Linked DNA regions of Homo sapiens: region 1 is linked to region 2. A link is a loop called in an ENCODE intact Hi-C map of the cell type or tissue named here. Cell type or tissue: A673. All regions are shown on one strand.

Region 1 (8,000 bases), 220 kb after region 2:
CAGGAAATTTTCTAAGCACCCTGGAATGAAGACATCACGTCGTTCACATCACCCATAAATGGCAATGCATCTTACTGTGGAACCTTCTGGAACACATCTTGGGACCATGAGGAATAGCAACCATAGGATAAAGCCGGTATATTAGAAGTCTAAGCAAGGTGTTGGAGAGAAATCAAATCTTTGTAATATTGGCACTTTAGTAAAAGGGCAGGAATAAATATTTTCTCTGGGACTTTGAATTGTGTGAATCAAACAAATTTCTTTATCATAACAATCCATTTAAATTTGGTTTTAATTTACTTAGCTCTGAAAGTGAATTCATATAAAGGGCTGTCTTTGCTGAACTCTCCTACAGACAGAGCCTGAGTCAAAGGTTTGGGAGCACATAGTTAATTTAAGGTAAAATTTAACAAGATGATGAGAGTGGAGAAAGAAATTCAGAGCAGGAGAAAAGCCAGTAAAGGAGGTGTTAGGGTAAGGAATCACAGTAGGAGTGCCACAGTAGGCAGAGCAGGAATGATTAACATTTTTCATTTCAATGTATTTTAGAGAGGTTAAATAGACATCTTCAAACTCAAAGACTATAAGCAGTGGTTATGTCACAACAGTGCTAAAACCTGAGATTTATTGAACATTTACTATAAGAGGATTATGCTAAGTTCTTACCATACAGTATCTCATTTAATCTTTAAAACAATCTCTGGAGATAGTTATTATAATGCTTAATTTATTTAAAAAAATGAAATTCTGGGTAGAGAAAATTGTGTAATTTGCTCAAAGCCACATGTCAAGCATGTCAGAGTTATATCCCAAACTCAGGTCATTCTGACCCCAACACTCCATGCAACACTGCCTCCTACCCAGCCACAAAAGGTAAGCCAGCAAGGGAAGGAGCGGTCACCAACATAAGGAAACACTACCATTATTGAAAGAAACACATCTCTAAATTTCCTAGGTGAATTTATAATCTTATTTAATTTTAAAACAAAGATGTCCTACTTTCTCAAAGATTCAATTTTATCTTTCAGTAAGATGAAAGGGTTCAACCATAGTATCTCTAAGAGCCCTAATAATTGTTAGATTATATAATGGTCTGATACAAGCTTTTCAAATGCAAATATAAGTGAGTTTTAAAACATTGTCCATATGTAAGTGCATCTGAGAATACATTTTATTTAATACATAAAATTGCAATGTGTATTTGGGTATTTTCAAGACGAGGGAAAACAAGGGCTATGTGTGGAACAATCAGATATAAACACAGATTAATACAATTCAGTCTTTCAAGGACATTTATTGAGTATCCCCTTTAGGTCAGGTACTATGCAGCCATTGAAATATCAGTCCCTGGAAGCAAATAAAAACAAAAAGACACCTAAGAGTCGTTGGCAACCAATTTCATGCCACCCAACAAAGTCTCTTTTCTTGAATAGGATGAAGGTAGTGCAGGCCGAGAACAGAAAAGATAAAACAAATAATCTAATTCTAATTTGCACTTCAGTTTTTGCCAAATTATAAAGCTGGTTAGAGACTTATTTAGGATATAAAAATTTGTGTGAAAGCCTCTGAGCGCACGCACACATACACACACACACATATACACACACACACACACACACACACACACAGAGGCATCTATAATATGGCAGCATCTCAATATGGTTCTCTCTAAGGAGGCAGCATTAGCTGGTGGAAAGAACAATGATTTGGGAATTAGGCAGATTTGGAAATAAACCTTCCCTCAACCATTTTCTAGTTGGGGAATATCACTTTACCTTTCTGAGTGTTCCTGTCTTTTGAATGACTTAACTACAAATTTGTCAACTAGGGTTGATGTATACATAGTTCCTGGCCTAGGTACTCAAATAGATTAATAATAATAAGAAGAAGAAATAGTTACTATTCATTGAGGTATTTTTAAAATCATTTACAGTATGGGTTTTGAGAAACTGTTTCCTTGAAAAATAAAATCCCCACAGCCTAAATCACAAAGGAAATTAACAGTTTTAAATGTCACAAATGATTGTACATAATTAATGACCACTGGCAAGATTTAAAAAGAAAATCTAATGTGAGTGAGTGATTCTCCCTGGGATCCAAAAATTACTTTTAAAAATATTGGTACGCAAGCTAAATTAACTTAAGTATAGAGACCGTTTTTCTATTTTAGCATCTTTTTTCCTTTGCTTTAATAGAATAAACATGTAAAAATAAAGGACTTAGAAAGCATATTTTTCTGAGTTATCAAACATAGCCGTTACAGTTTTAAATTGCTGAGCTCAAAGGCTGAAGCTTACATTTTGGAAAACCATAAATACTAAAGCAAAGTCTCGATATGCCTATATCATTTTACCTTAGCTTGTGTTAGTTCTTATTATCAGAGTTCAAACAGTTGTATAAAAGTGTGTCCAAGAAATTGATGTGATATTGATTATCTATTTTTTCCTTTTAATGTTGATGATAAACTCCATTTACAGTTATGTGATTTGTCTCTCTGTAACTCTTCATGAATTATGTTGTAAAAATTTTGTTGTATTGTTAATGCTTGTATTAAACCTAACTTTTTAATGTATTTATCTCTTTTCTCCTCAATAAGATTATAATATTATTGGTAAAAGATTCTGTGTTATGCTGTTCCCCTTTGTAGCCTCTGAGGTCAGGTAGCATATATTCTTTGTGTACAGCAGGAGCCCAGTGTGTAACATATTTAGGGCTGGGCTGATATTTCGCTCATCTCTATATTCATATTCATCTCTTTATGCTGATTTGTGTCTGCTTTATAACTCCTGTTCTTCCATTTGACTCCTCTATCATAGTCTCTGTTTTATCAGATTCCCTCCTCATTTTAAATCAAATCAAATCCTTCTGTTTACTTTCCACTTACATTACTGCCTGCAAGTGTCTATCAGGTATACTTATACCTAGATTATTTATGCCAGGGCTGTAATGCTTTTCACAATACCATATGCATCAAAGATGTTTCCCAAAGCAAAACTCCCATTTTATCGCATCTACTCAATTTTGCAAGCCCGTAACTCCTCCCAGTTGTCATTTCCACAATAATACAAGGGAGGACATTGTTTGTATAAAAATTTTACACAGTGCCTCTCTCTGTCTAGTCCATTTTTTAGTTAATCAAATTTTTATTTTATTCTATTTTGCCGGTTCCTTGTAATCATTACCCACTTCACATTCTTCTGTATTTGAAATTTCTACAGGCTCCACCTCCTTTCATTCAAATTGAGTTCATTTTATACATGAGCTTTCCCTCATGGACATTTTAATCAGCTGCTCCATGTACCAAGAAAATGCTTTGAAACATAAGCAGACTGCATCTCTAGTAGAATCATTAGTAGAATGTAGAATTTGTTGCTGATTTATCTCTACCTAGGTAAAAGGCAGAGATGTGGATTGTAACAAATCTGTTACCTTACTCTAACCTGTCTTAGTGACAACCAGTTATAGTATGACTTGCTTTTCTTTTATATACATAAGGGGGTCAGTGAGGGGCGAGATCTCTAATATTCTTATTTGTAGGCACTACCCAGTGTGCACCTAGCAATTGCATGATATAGAAAACATATCATTTTCACTACTGAAAAACTCTTTATTTTATAATTATTCAATGGTAAGAAAAGAGGCTTTATAAAATTCTGACTAAAAAACTAGAATGTAGATCTATGGAACTATTTTTGGGGGATGCTCTCTCTGATTTTTAAGAGTTCAATTTCAAAGGAAGTGTCTCAAGCAAAGGCCATATCTCTTTCCTGAAACAGCTTCTAAGAAAGGCAGTGAAAGCTGATAGGGAGGACTTGATCCTAGGATCTAGCTGCCAGAGCCTTATCTTTGTGCATCCACCGGCCAATGAATAGGACATCTCCCAGGGCCAATATTGAACTTAAAAAAGGACTGAACATCTGTTGTCATGTTGCTAACAGACTCCATGTACACTTGGTTGAGAAGGAGATCAAGACTGTCTTTAATATTAACTATTTTTGAATTTAAAAATTTGGGGCCAGGCACAGTGGTTCATGCCCGTAATCCCAGCATTTTGGGAGGCCGTGGTGGGTGGATCACAGGTCTGGAGATCAAGACCATCCTCACCAACATGGTGAAACTCTGTCTCTATTAAAAATGCAAAAATCAGCCAGGCATGGTGGTGGGCGCCTGTAGTCCCAGCTACTCTGGAGGCTGAGGCAGAGAATTGCTTGAACCCAGGAGGTGGAGTTTGCAGTGAGCCGAGATCGCGCCACTGCATTCCAGCCTGGGAGACACAGCAAGACTCCGTCTCAAAAAAAAAAAAAAAAAAAAAAAAAAAGGAAGACGTTCTCTAGAAATATGAATATCCAGATGTGGTTATTAGAAAAGCCCATTTAAAATTATTTTTGTCCAAAAAAACTGGGGACATGTGGTCACTGCAATCACAGCACACCAGTTCTCTCCATAAACCCCATCCTCTGGGCTGCGCCTGTGTACTTCCTAAGAAGAAATACTGAATAGAGGTGCCTCAAGACTAATCAGATTTAGTAGGGACAATCCGCTTTGCTGTTCATACTGAGAACAAAATCAGACCTAAATTGACTGATCCAGAATTAAGGACTTTACAGATTTACAATATAAACAGTGACATCTTGTAAGGGATCTATGCGATACATTTAACCATACTAGTTTTCCAAACTGCATTTGTGAATTCACTTTGTTTTTTGGGAAGGTTGTTAACAATGAAGGTTGGTTGAGGAAGATTTCTATTTTGATGTATCTTTATTAAAAAGGCTTGAATTTAGACATATCGAGAGAGTGCCACCTTGTGGGTAAAAGGCAGTAAAGTCAGATGGAGAAAAACATATCACGTGTAAATTTTCACTATTTCTGATTGTTCTCTTTATATGTAACTAAGCCTGACAACCCAAATATTTCTTCAATCATACAGAGAGAAAATTATATAAAAGTGATGCAAATTAATCTAAAGATTTCAGAGAAATATTCTGTTTCAATATTATTATACAAGAATAGTGTGTTTCAAAAATATATGTATATACACTGTCATATACGTGTGTGTATACGTGTATATGCATACTTTTGCTGCTGGTGTTCATAAAATATCAATACAAAAAAACAGCAAACCATTTGAAGATAGAAATATTAAATCTACCTTCACATTTTGATTTTTTGGCTCATCCTCAATTCTACACAATTATTAATTCTCAGATGCATGGACTAAAAAACTCGGCATAAAAATTAATTTCTTGATATCGAAGAAAAACAAGGTTATGGACAAAATACAGTACTGCAGCGGGTTTTCATTGATGGCAACCTCTTATTCCATGCACCGTGTTAACATTATGCAGCTTTAATGCGGAAATGGAATACATCTCATTTCTCAGGATACCTGGTTTGAGCCAGGCTTTTTTTGTTTGTTTGTTTGTTTGCTTTTTGAAACGGAGTCTCGCTCTGTCACCCAGGCTGGAGTGCAGTGGCGCCATCTCGGCTCACTGCAAGCTCCGCCTCCCGGGTTCACGCCATTCTCCTGCCTCAGCCTCCCGAGTAGCTGGGACTACAGGCACCTGGCTATTTTTTTTTTGTATTTTTAGTAGAGACGGGGTTTCACCGTGTTAGCCAGGATGGTCTCGATCTCCTGACCTCGTGATCCGCCCGTCTCGGCCTCCCAAAGTGCTGGAATTACAGGCGTGAGCCATCGCGCCCGGCCAAGCCAGGTTTTTATAATCTGCAAATCATGTGTTGTCATTGGTTCTAGAATGATAAGCCAAAAATAGATCAAAGACAAATAATTTCAAATAAATATCAGCATTAATGTTTATGTCTATAGTTGTTTAAAATTTGTCTCATTTGAATAGCTAGAGTTCAATTCCTTGACTGCTTTGAATTGTTCAGAGGAAAGATTTGGATACAAGGGCCTTTTAGTAATTATTATAAAGGAATCAGTTTCTTCCTGGTTTACCAACTTTTTTTGAATCTTGATGAAAGAGATAGTGAATATGTCAGCTGAACTCTATTTCTAACTTCAGATGAAATGAACTGTTCATATATAAAGCTGATTTGTCCTATAAAACTGCTGGTTTAGTTCTTTATTTTCAAAATGTCTATGTTCACGTCCTTTCCTGCCTCATCCCCTGACTCTGAGCCATTGCACATCCATGTCTCCATCTGTCCCAGACAAGTCTCAGAGGTATATGTCACAAGGGAGAAAGTCAGAGCAGGTGGTTTAGTTAGGAAACACCTTCCAGTCCTATTGCTATTTCTCTTTTGTTTCTTTCCATCTCTTCCATGAAGCCATTCTTGACTTTTTCATGCTCTCCAATCTCCCTCCACTTAAGTCTCCTGTAAATCTTCACCACACAATTAAACCCTTAATTATATAATGTGATATTTGTCCTCTAATTGTTTTACAAGTGTTAGTCTTGTTTTTGTGCTATATTGTGAGCAATTTGGGAACAGGAACTATGTATTTTACTTTTTCTAAATCCTGCACAGCATTCATCAGAGTGCAGGCCTCCATAAATATTTTAAAATAAAATTAATGGAGGATGACAGGGCCTTGGCCTTGTCCTGTTTAATATTTGGGGCAATGACTTAGAGGGCTTAAAAGAAATGCTTTTTGAATTTGCAGATATCCTGAGGTTGGGAGTGAGAACTCAGGCTCTAGTGGGAAAGACAGATATGCATTCATTTAGATTACCATGCATTATCAAATATTAGACTAAATATTGTCAGAAAAATTAAATGGAACTTCCTGGAGGAGTCAATAGATACTGAGAAGCAGCATTTGAGCTACTGAGAGGGGATTCTGGACAAAGATGGCATGCACAAAACAACAGACTAGAGAATGATGTGGAATTGCTTGAAGAATGATGTACTCATGGAGGAAGAAATGCATGTGGGTAGGTGAGACTTGTAATCCATTATTGCACGAGTTACAAATTAAGTATAGGTTGTAAAGAACATTATGTACCTTGCAAAATGGCTATGATTTAGATACATGGATTTTGTGCATTTCAGTATTTCTCTCCTTTCTATTCCCGATGCTGCAAATCTAGTTTCTCCTTCTATCTTTAACAAAATAATATAATAACCCCCTAATTAGTATCCCCGTCCCTAGATTCTTTCTAAATAAATCAGGCTTCCACACGGTTGAGTAATATCATAACTTTACATGAAAACCACTTGTAATTTTCCAGTTCCTACAAATTGAAAATAACCTCCCTGTAACAAACTAACCCTGGCAATAGGACCTTGACTTAAGTACCTTGCATTCTCTATGTTATTCCTTATGACACAGTAAGAAGTAAATTCTCTTGGCTCCCAGAGATATACCCATCTTTGGAAATTATCCACACTTTCCAATTATGCATGCTTTGCATTTTTCTTCAAGTACCCTATTATCGGCCTACCAAATTCTATCTCCTTCAAGTCCCAACATGAGGGAAAAATCCTTCATCAGTCATCCTCGGAAACCCACTAAACCATATGATTTCAATCTCCGTTGAATCTCTCAAGTCTTTGCTTATACTATGAGAACCTGACACGTCTTCTGTCCTATGACTATATAATAGTTATTTGTGTTCTTGTCACCACATAATCACCATATCTATCTCACCTTGTTCTCTCCTTGACAAAAAAAGATGTGGAATATAGTAATCTTTGCAGACCCCAAAGCAGTTGGCATTAAGAAGACCTTGCTCATACCAATTTTTAGCACTGTTTGCTCTTTGGTGACCTGCTGACACAAAGAATGTATTGCAGAATCTGACACTCTATGTCCTCTACAGAACCCACAGTCTAGAGGGGGACAGCTTACTAGGTACATACATCATAAAACAAGGTGGAAAAATGAATTGGGGAATATAATGGAATTCCTAAGTATGAATTCAGTATGGAAGTGGCAAGATTCCACCATTCAAATTGAAATAATGTGGTCAGGTATAGACTTCGAATCTTATCTGAAAGTCTAAGTGGTAAGTGGACTAAAGTCACTTCCTGGG
Region 2 (8,000 bases):
AAGCATGGTCTGAAAATGGAATGCCCCGAGGCCTTGTACCAGGTCTATGACTAGGAAGGGAAAGATCGAGCAGAGAGTATCACCTAGAATCATCATTTGAATTATGATGTAATAGCTAAAGAATACATTACCTAACATTTAGAAATTGTCTGATAAAACATTTGTATTGACCTTCAAGTTTCAGAAATTGGATTTCAATCTTAAGGGACTTTGGAACTTTACATTTTTATATCACTTGAAGCATTTGACTTTCTTCCCCGCTGGGCCATCCTAACTTCTACCAATTTATCCCACCTCAGTTAATGCAAATCATTGAGGCTGAGCCTCCTTTTATTTTTTTTTTTCTCTTTCTAATAATGGCATTTGTATTTTATTAGTAGGTGCTCTTTGCATCATATATGACACTGCCCAGACAACATTCACAGATCCTAGAGTGACTTGAACTTGTTCAGACACATCTATTTTTGCCTCATATAAACCCTCTCCACCAGTCTGATGTACTTACTGATTCAAGAAAAAAAAAAAACAACTTTTACTTGTAGGAATAGAGCCTTCTAGGGGTAGAGAGGAACCCATTGGGTTTTCTTTTAAGAACACTGGAGTCATTCACTACAGATCATAACTCTCCCCTTTCCCCAAGTTTACCAGAGTCTGAGCTTTTATTTTGACCATAAATTTGTTCTCACAGTAGTCAGGGCACATTAACCCCTCTTTATTGGACACATTATTACCTTAAATTGTTGCATAAAGACCTAGTTTTCTTGCATTTTTCCCCACGATGTTTGGATTGCATCTGCTTTTTTCTATGCTATAAAACTTTAAGAGTAAATATTTATCTGTCCATAATGAGGCCCAGAGATTTCTGGAATCTGCATGTTCCAGAAGAAAGTCAATCATTTCAATTTAGTTTTAACAAGAACTACCTAAACTGCCTATTGATTTTTGTCTTCACAATCAACTACATATAGAAAAGGAAGATTGGACTCCAACATGGGCCTTAGCACTGCTGGCTTCATGAGCTTCTGGAAAAATTCATACTGCACAACTTAAGTCTGATATTACGTTAACAGGCCTTACAGTCAAGTCTTCTTCAACGTGACCTTGGTTTTCCTTTTCAGTCACGTCTTCTACAGCTGTTCTATAGACTCTCTCCTTCAACCATTCTGACCAATACACAACATAATACCATATTTATTTCTTAGAGCAGAGACCTCTGAAAGTTGAAAATCATCTTTCAATTGAAATTTGAAAGATGGATTTGATTTCAGTGGACAAAATTCTCAGGGCTTTCTGAAAATTCCCAAGAAGCATCATTGTCATGTCATTGATCTTCTAAACGAGAATGAAATCTGCATGCTCATGAGAAACCACTTCCAACCTCAGACATTGCCCATGGATCACAGCATTGCTTCTTCAAGGCTCAAACATATTTATTATATTACATGTGGGGCTTATTTATTTACTTATTAACTATCTTCCCTTACTCGAATGAAAGCAGGAAGTTTTGACTTTTTGTTCACTGCTATATCCTCAGCATTTAGAATAGCATTTCACATATAGTAGGCACTCAGTGTAAGTTTGTTAAATAAATATAGTTTAGAATCCTTTTCAGCCTAGAACTACTGTCCAGCAGTCTTAATGAATTGGTATTAGAATTCAAGATTAAATCTACTGGCCATCTGTATTTGCCACTTCATGGGCTACTGCGTATTTCACTGTTTGTCCTGAATATTTCTCATCTTCCTCATTACTAGACACATAATAAAGCCACACAACTAAATAATGTTACCTATAATTAAACTTTTTAAAGGAAGGCATTCCTCATGAATAATGCACAGATGCCAAGAGTTATCAGTTACTGGATTCCTACAGTGGTGGCTTTGTAATCTGTCAACTTGGCAAGGCTGAACTACTTTTCCAGGTTCCCTTTTCTGTATGTTTCTGGCTTGGGTGGGCCAAAAAAGAGATTCTTTTGTGAGATTTGGAAAGAACAAAGCAGCAGGTCTTTGATAGCTCATATGTATTGCTGTTTACTTGTTTGCTTACCTAAGTGGCATGATACAGACACTAAGACTACAATGGTTTCACCTTCCACTGGATTCTCCATTAGCTTATTGGACTCGTGGGCTAGATGTGTGTTTAGCTCTCTTGCAAAAAAACCCAGTTTCTGCAGGACACCCATACCACTAAGGCAACAGCCATAAGACCTGGCAGTTTATAGTTTGTCCTACTGAGTTCCTGAGTTCCAGGTCTTGCTGGTCGGTTCTAGCTTGTCCTTGTTCTTCTCTACTTTACGTCTGTCTTCCCTTCCTTCCTGCCTGCCTGCCTTGTGGACTTTGAGCTCTAGCATCAGTCTCTGAGGCAATAGCCTTACAGAAGTTGGTTAACCAGCTTTCACAAATGCTTAAGCACAAATCATTATGCAAATCTACTTCTGCCTATCTAATCTATCTATCCTTCTTTCCATCTATCTATCCATCCATCCATCCATCTATCTTCATCATCATCTATCTATCTATCTTTTTCTATTGAGCCCTAACACACCCACTATATGCCATGAACCCAGTTAGGCACTGTTATCTCCAGCCCTTTCAACAGCACTATCTATTATGATTATCCCTATGTTCCAGAACATTTAAAACCACATCTGCTTGATTTCTAAGTCTGACATCTTTTCATACTTCATGCAATCTTAACTACATATTATTTTCTCACAATATTTATAAAATAAAACATATCCACATTAAAATTATATTAACATGATTCCACTAGCTCCCGCCAAAGCATTTGGCATTTTGAAGCAGGAACAAAAAAAGTTGATGGAACACAAAACACTAACAGAAGAATGTTTCCTTTTACTGAGGCCCATCTAGGAACTTTTCCAATGTGTGCTTTGAGAACTTAGATACATTTTGATTGATGCACCAATTTTAACATCTGCTTGGGCTCTTAAAACTAGATGTCTGGTCTATAACGTCTGTCTTAAGTGTATAAAACAGAGAAAAACTCCAACTAAATAAGTTCATCATTTATGTCTATACCATGACTTTTAACCTGAGAGACCCCTACTTGATTCTGAATCTTTAAGATTGAAATAAAATCTCTCTTTAGAAGAGATGGTCTAAAATTGATGCCAAACAGAACATTTTTTAATGTGTCTGACCAACAGTCATTTTCTGTTCCTACCTCTACCCAAATTATAGTAATCTGTTACCAGCCACAGAGAAACTCCTCAAAAGGAAAATGCATGTAAAATGCTACAAATTGTCCTTGGAGCAGAGTCAGTTTTAACACATATTAGTCATTATTATTTTCATGTTAATTATTGTTTTCTGTCATTATTTTGTTGCAGCTGGTAAGAGACTCTTCACTTTATGTCAACCAAATAGATTTTGCATCCCAAAGGCCCTGCGTGATCTTCATGTTCATACCCTTGAGAATGATAGAAGCTTCTACTCTATGTGGTGTGCTCTGTGTGGCCAGCAGAGGGAGCAAGGAGTTCTTTATAAAAGTAACCTTTCTTTCTGCCTCAAATTGGCAGATTGGAGATAAAGTGCTGATCTTTGGGACAAGTCAGCATTACACAGACTAGCTTCATGTAGAACAAGTATTTTTCATTTCTAACTGTGGAATGAAAAAGAAAATGGTGTTTCTTCTCTTCTCCTAATTTTATGGGCCAATGACTCCTCTCCATACAAATTATAGAAAAATGCAATTCACCATGAACCACTCATTGCTTCCCTAGCAAATTCATCCGTTGATAGCATACAGATAACTTATTCATACATTCACACGGTCCATCATTCATTCACAGAGATAGATACTTAACAGAGACATAAGGTCCTATGTGGCTGACAATGTGAGTCATGTTTGGATGGATAGAAGATTAAGAAAAATAATAAGAGTATAGACATTAGAGAGGTTTTGATATATCTTTTACATACCAGTTTGAAGCAAGCTCCAAAATGATGCTAACAAGCCATGTAATTATCTGACTTCTCATTAGTGATAATTCATTAGCAAGCCAATGTTATGCATGTCTGTTAATCACCTCCTGGTTATGGCTCTCTCTGGAGGACCACAAATGAGATTTTTAATTTTTCAAAACAGCTTTCACTCTTTTCCTCTTGCATTTGCATAGCACCTTATGCTTCTCAAAGTTGATTGACACACATAATCTTATTTGATTCTCACCGTGGGCCTGAGAGGTCAGTTTATTTACAAGTCCTCCATTGTCGACATGGAGTAGGGAGAAGGTAGGTACACATAGTGGCTGAATAACCTGAAACTGGAATTTAGGGTCCTGACTTCCAACCCCATTTGATATTCCTAGATGAGCTATCCATACTAGGTATTCAGTAAATGCTGGCCGGATGAATGTCTGATACTACTCTGTTTCACTGATAGTCTCTGATACTTGCAGATTGTCAATTAACATCCAGAGAAAGAGAAAGTCATAAAGAGTTTGGTTTTAAAAATCAATGAGGTGGGCCGGGCGCGGTGGCTCACACCTGTAATCCCAACACTTTGGGAGGCCAAGGTGGGCAGATCACAATGTCAGGAGATCGAGTCCCCCCGGCTAACACGGTGGAACCCCGTCTCTACTAAAAAAAATACAAGAAATTAGCTGGGTGTGGTAGCGGGCGCCTGTAGTCACAGCTACTCGGGAGGCTGAGGCAGGAGAATGGCGTGAACCTGGAGGGGCTGAGCTTGCAGTGAGCCGAGATCGCGCCACTGCACTCCAGCCTGGGAGACAGAGCAAGACCCTATCTCAAATAAATAAATAAATAAATAAATAAATAAATAAATAAATAAATAAAATCAATGAGGTGATGAAAAAGTTCTGCAACTATATAGTGATGATGGTTGTACAACACTGTGAATATATTTAATGGCAGTGAATTTTATACTTTAAAATGATTACCATGGTAAAAGTTATGTATTTTACTACAAGCCTTTAAAAAATGATATCAATAGAGGGGTCATTTGCATTCTGGCCACAGAAGGGACTAAAGAAATGGAAGGCTACATGTAAACTGGCAGTGTCTGTAAAGAGGATTCCAACTTTAAACAATGAGTTAGAGTATTCACGGTTCCTTCTGCTGAATTAAATTGTTTGACCAAAAGCTGCCTCCATACCTAGCAAATGGTAACCTAGGGTAACATGTAAACAAATTGCAAACTAACTTGAGAGTACATTCTTGTAGAAAATAACAGAGCCTCAGTCAATCTCAGCAGCCGAACTTTCAGGCAGTCACGGGCTGCAAACTGCTCAGGCATGTCTGAACAAGGCAAATGCTAAGCTGCAACCAATCAAGCTGTTTCTACGTTATCACTTCCTTTTTCAGTCAGTAAATACTGCCTGCTCACATTGCTGGGTGAAGCTCTCTGAACCTCTCTTGGTTCTGAGTGCTGCTGAATTCATGAATCTTCTTTGCTCAAATAAACTCTGCTAAATTTAGTTTGTCTAAAATCTTTCTTTAAACACTTGCAAAGCTTCAATTCGATACTTCTGTTATTCCAATTCATCAGCATGTTGGCTTGGGATTACACCCCTTCTGAGAGGAAATTTATTTTAATTTTACTCAAGCAATTTTCATCACAAAAACGATTAAAACATGGATTTAGTTTTCAAACAGGTCTTAGTCCTTTGGGACAGAAGATGTAGTTTTACATAATAAATGTTTAAGTAAAAACAAAAACGGAACCCATGAGAAGTGAAGCACCAGTTCAGTACAGACTTTGAGTTATTTCTAAGCTTTGGTGAGAGAAGCGTTGCCTGCCCCTATTTGGCCCCAAACACTCCTGACAACCATATCCGAGGTCACCGCGTGTATGTTGACAGAATCTTCATTCAGATGTTGAAAACATTTTGAAAATTTCTCTACAGCCAGCTAGGGAACACAGTTTCTTTTTCCCCATTATGGCTTAATCATCAGCTTTCTTCTGCTTTCTTTTACCTTCATGTGGGGAAGGCCACCTAGTTCCCAGCCTGAAATCCGAGGAAAACAAAACAAAACAAACAAACAAAAACAATATTCATGCCACAAGGTAAGGAATTAGTCATTTGATGTTTATTTAATTTTCTTCCTGACTGGTGAGATTTCCTACTTTAATACTGTGAAGGCTTTGAAATAATTTCCTTGCTGGTGTTTGAAATGTTTATTTCTTTGGGTGTGTAGTGCTCTTGTGGTGAAGTGCATCATGTACACTGCACGACCCACTTCTCAAGATCACCCTCGGACGGGTCAGAGTGAGAATGGTTTGTCTTTTGAACTCACCTGTGAGGACTCTGTGAGAAGTGAGCCAGAATGAATTACACAGAAACTAATTGATTTAATTGTATTTCTTTTACAGTCTGCGTAACTCACTCATTTTGCTCTACTATTTTTCATGAAAAAACATTGCTACTCTGCATATTGTATGTTCAGAAAACCATATACATTTATTGTCATGTAATATTAAAAATCTTTGTGGTCCCTGATGAAAAGAGCCAAATACATCCCTAGAGGGAAGATAGTTGTTAATGATTATGGTGTATGTCAATGGAATGTCACTGTGTCCCCCCCACGAGATGACTTGTGTTCAGAAGCATTTATTCATTGATTAGATCTCCTAGGTGTCAGGCACTGAGTTTGGTGCTGAAGACAAAACCATGAGCAAAAGCACCTATGGACCCTCCTTTAAATAAGTTTAGAAGCTAGTGAGCTGATTGATAGTCTCAAAGAGACCATGGCATTTGGGGTCAAACAGATCTGGCTTTGAATTTCAGGTAAGCCCCTTATTGTCACTTAGACCTCAACACCATACTAGGTATCCAGGAGGATAGTCAGTGTGTTCGGGAGAATAAGGCTCTGTACATATGACTGTAATAAGACACTTGCTCATTTCCATCCTGCCAAAAAAAAAAAAAAAACTCTTCTAGCTAGAAATTTTTATTACATCTCTTCCTCATGGGAAGAATTGCCCATTAGCTCTAGTAAGTTGGTAATTGTGTTATGCCTGTAAGCGGGGAGAAGTAAGCTAAATGTATTCCTGACTTATAGGTTTATTAACATTTGAGCTCTAGTTAATTTGAGCACCGTTTTAGAATAGAATTTAGGGCAAAGGAAAGAACAGGAGGAAGGAGGCTTATTTGTGAGCAGGTGGTAGAAGCAGGTAGGAAGGGAGATGAGAATGAATCTACAATGAATGAATACTCCTCTTAATTATGTATTAACCAGAGGTCTTCATTATTTGATGGACTACCTTGCCCATTACTACCTTTCCCTTCTGGTATTTAATAACTGAACTGTTTATTGCTTTAGTGGTAAACTGTGTCAGGAACCTGCAGTCCCAGAATTTTAAGAGCCTATGATTGAATTGGTTGAAGAAATCAAGAATAAGGAGTCCTGTATTATAGCCCATATGTAGGCAGTCATCTCTCCTTGGGAAGTCAGATGGGCTGGAACAGGGGAACAGTGGACAAAAAGAGAACAAAAAAGCAAATATTCTGTGCTCTAAAATATTAACATATAGAAATTCGAGTCATGGTTGAAAGAAAAAGGGTGAGGGGATCTAATGGTCAAAAATAAAATAATAATAATATAGAGCCTGAATCTTGAAGGATTTTGTTTTGTTTTCCTTACGTGCTCAGAAAAGGCCTAGATAAATGGAGCTTGAGGATACAAAAATGTGTCAGAATGAAATCCTCATGAAAATATTACATGGAAGTCATCACAACTCCACGGGACTTGGAGTACCTCTCTGCACCAAGATAGCTGGCTGATTTTCTGCTCAGTCACAATTTTACTTGAAAGCAAGAATTGTCCTAGCTCCTTTTCCATTATCCCAAAAAGTTTAACATTCAAAGCAGGGTCTCATTAAAAAAGAAACTACTGGTCAGTTAATATAATTGAGATATCACAATTTCAGAATAAACATTTTATTAAAAATAAAAATAAAAAAGTATTCTATAGTAAAATATTAGTGGATGTTCAAAAAAAGCTGATAAAGGTAAT

What was found. A loop is a pair of places that touch in the nucleus more often than their neighbours do. Peaks named below come from ENCODE experiments on the same cell type or tissue, not always from the same donor. Only the 100,000 strongest peaks of a DNase experiment are listed, where the experiment ranks them.
Region 1: a loop joins it to region 2, with 9 times the contacts of the local background. A loop is called at or near these places in 53 of 110 quality-filtered maps.

The regions. Positions count from the first base shown.
Region 1 is chr10:106,171,169-106,179,168 of GRCh38, forward strand. All of the region lies in intron 1 of LINC02624 (long intergenic non-protein coding RNA 2624), which reads left to right. Among named protein-coding and RNA genes, the nearest start is that of LINC02624, 35 kb to the left of the region's middle. In A673, a CTCF peak has its summit at 4,814 (motif pointing left); a DNase peak (open chromatin) is centred at 4,793.
Region 2 is chr10:105,947,050-105,955,049 of GRCh38, forward strand. No RefSeq gene overlaps it. Among named protein-coding and RNA genes, the nearest start is that of LINC02627, 130 kb to the left of the region's middle. In A673, a CTCF peak has its summit at 3,475 (motif pointing right); DNase peaks (open chromatin) are centred at 3,492 and 5,292; H3K27ac peaks cover 1,806 bases.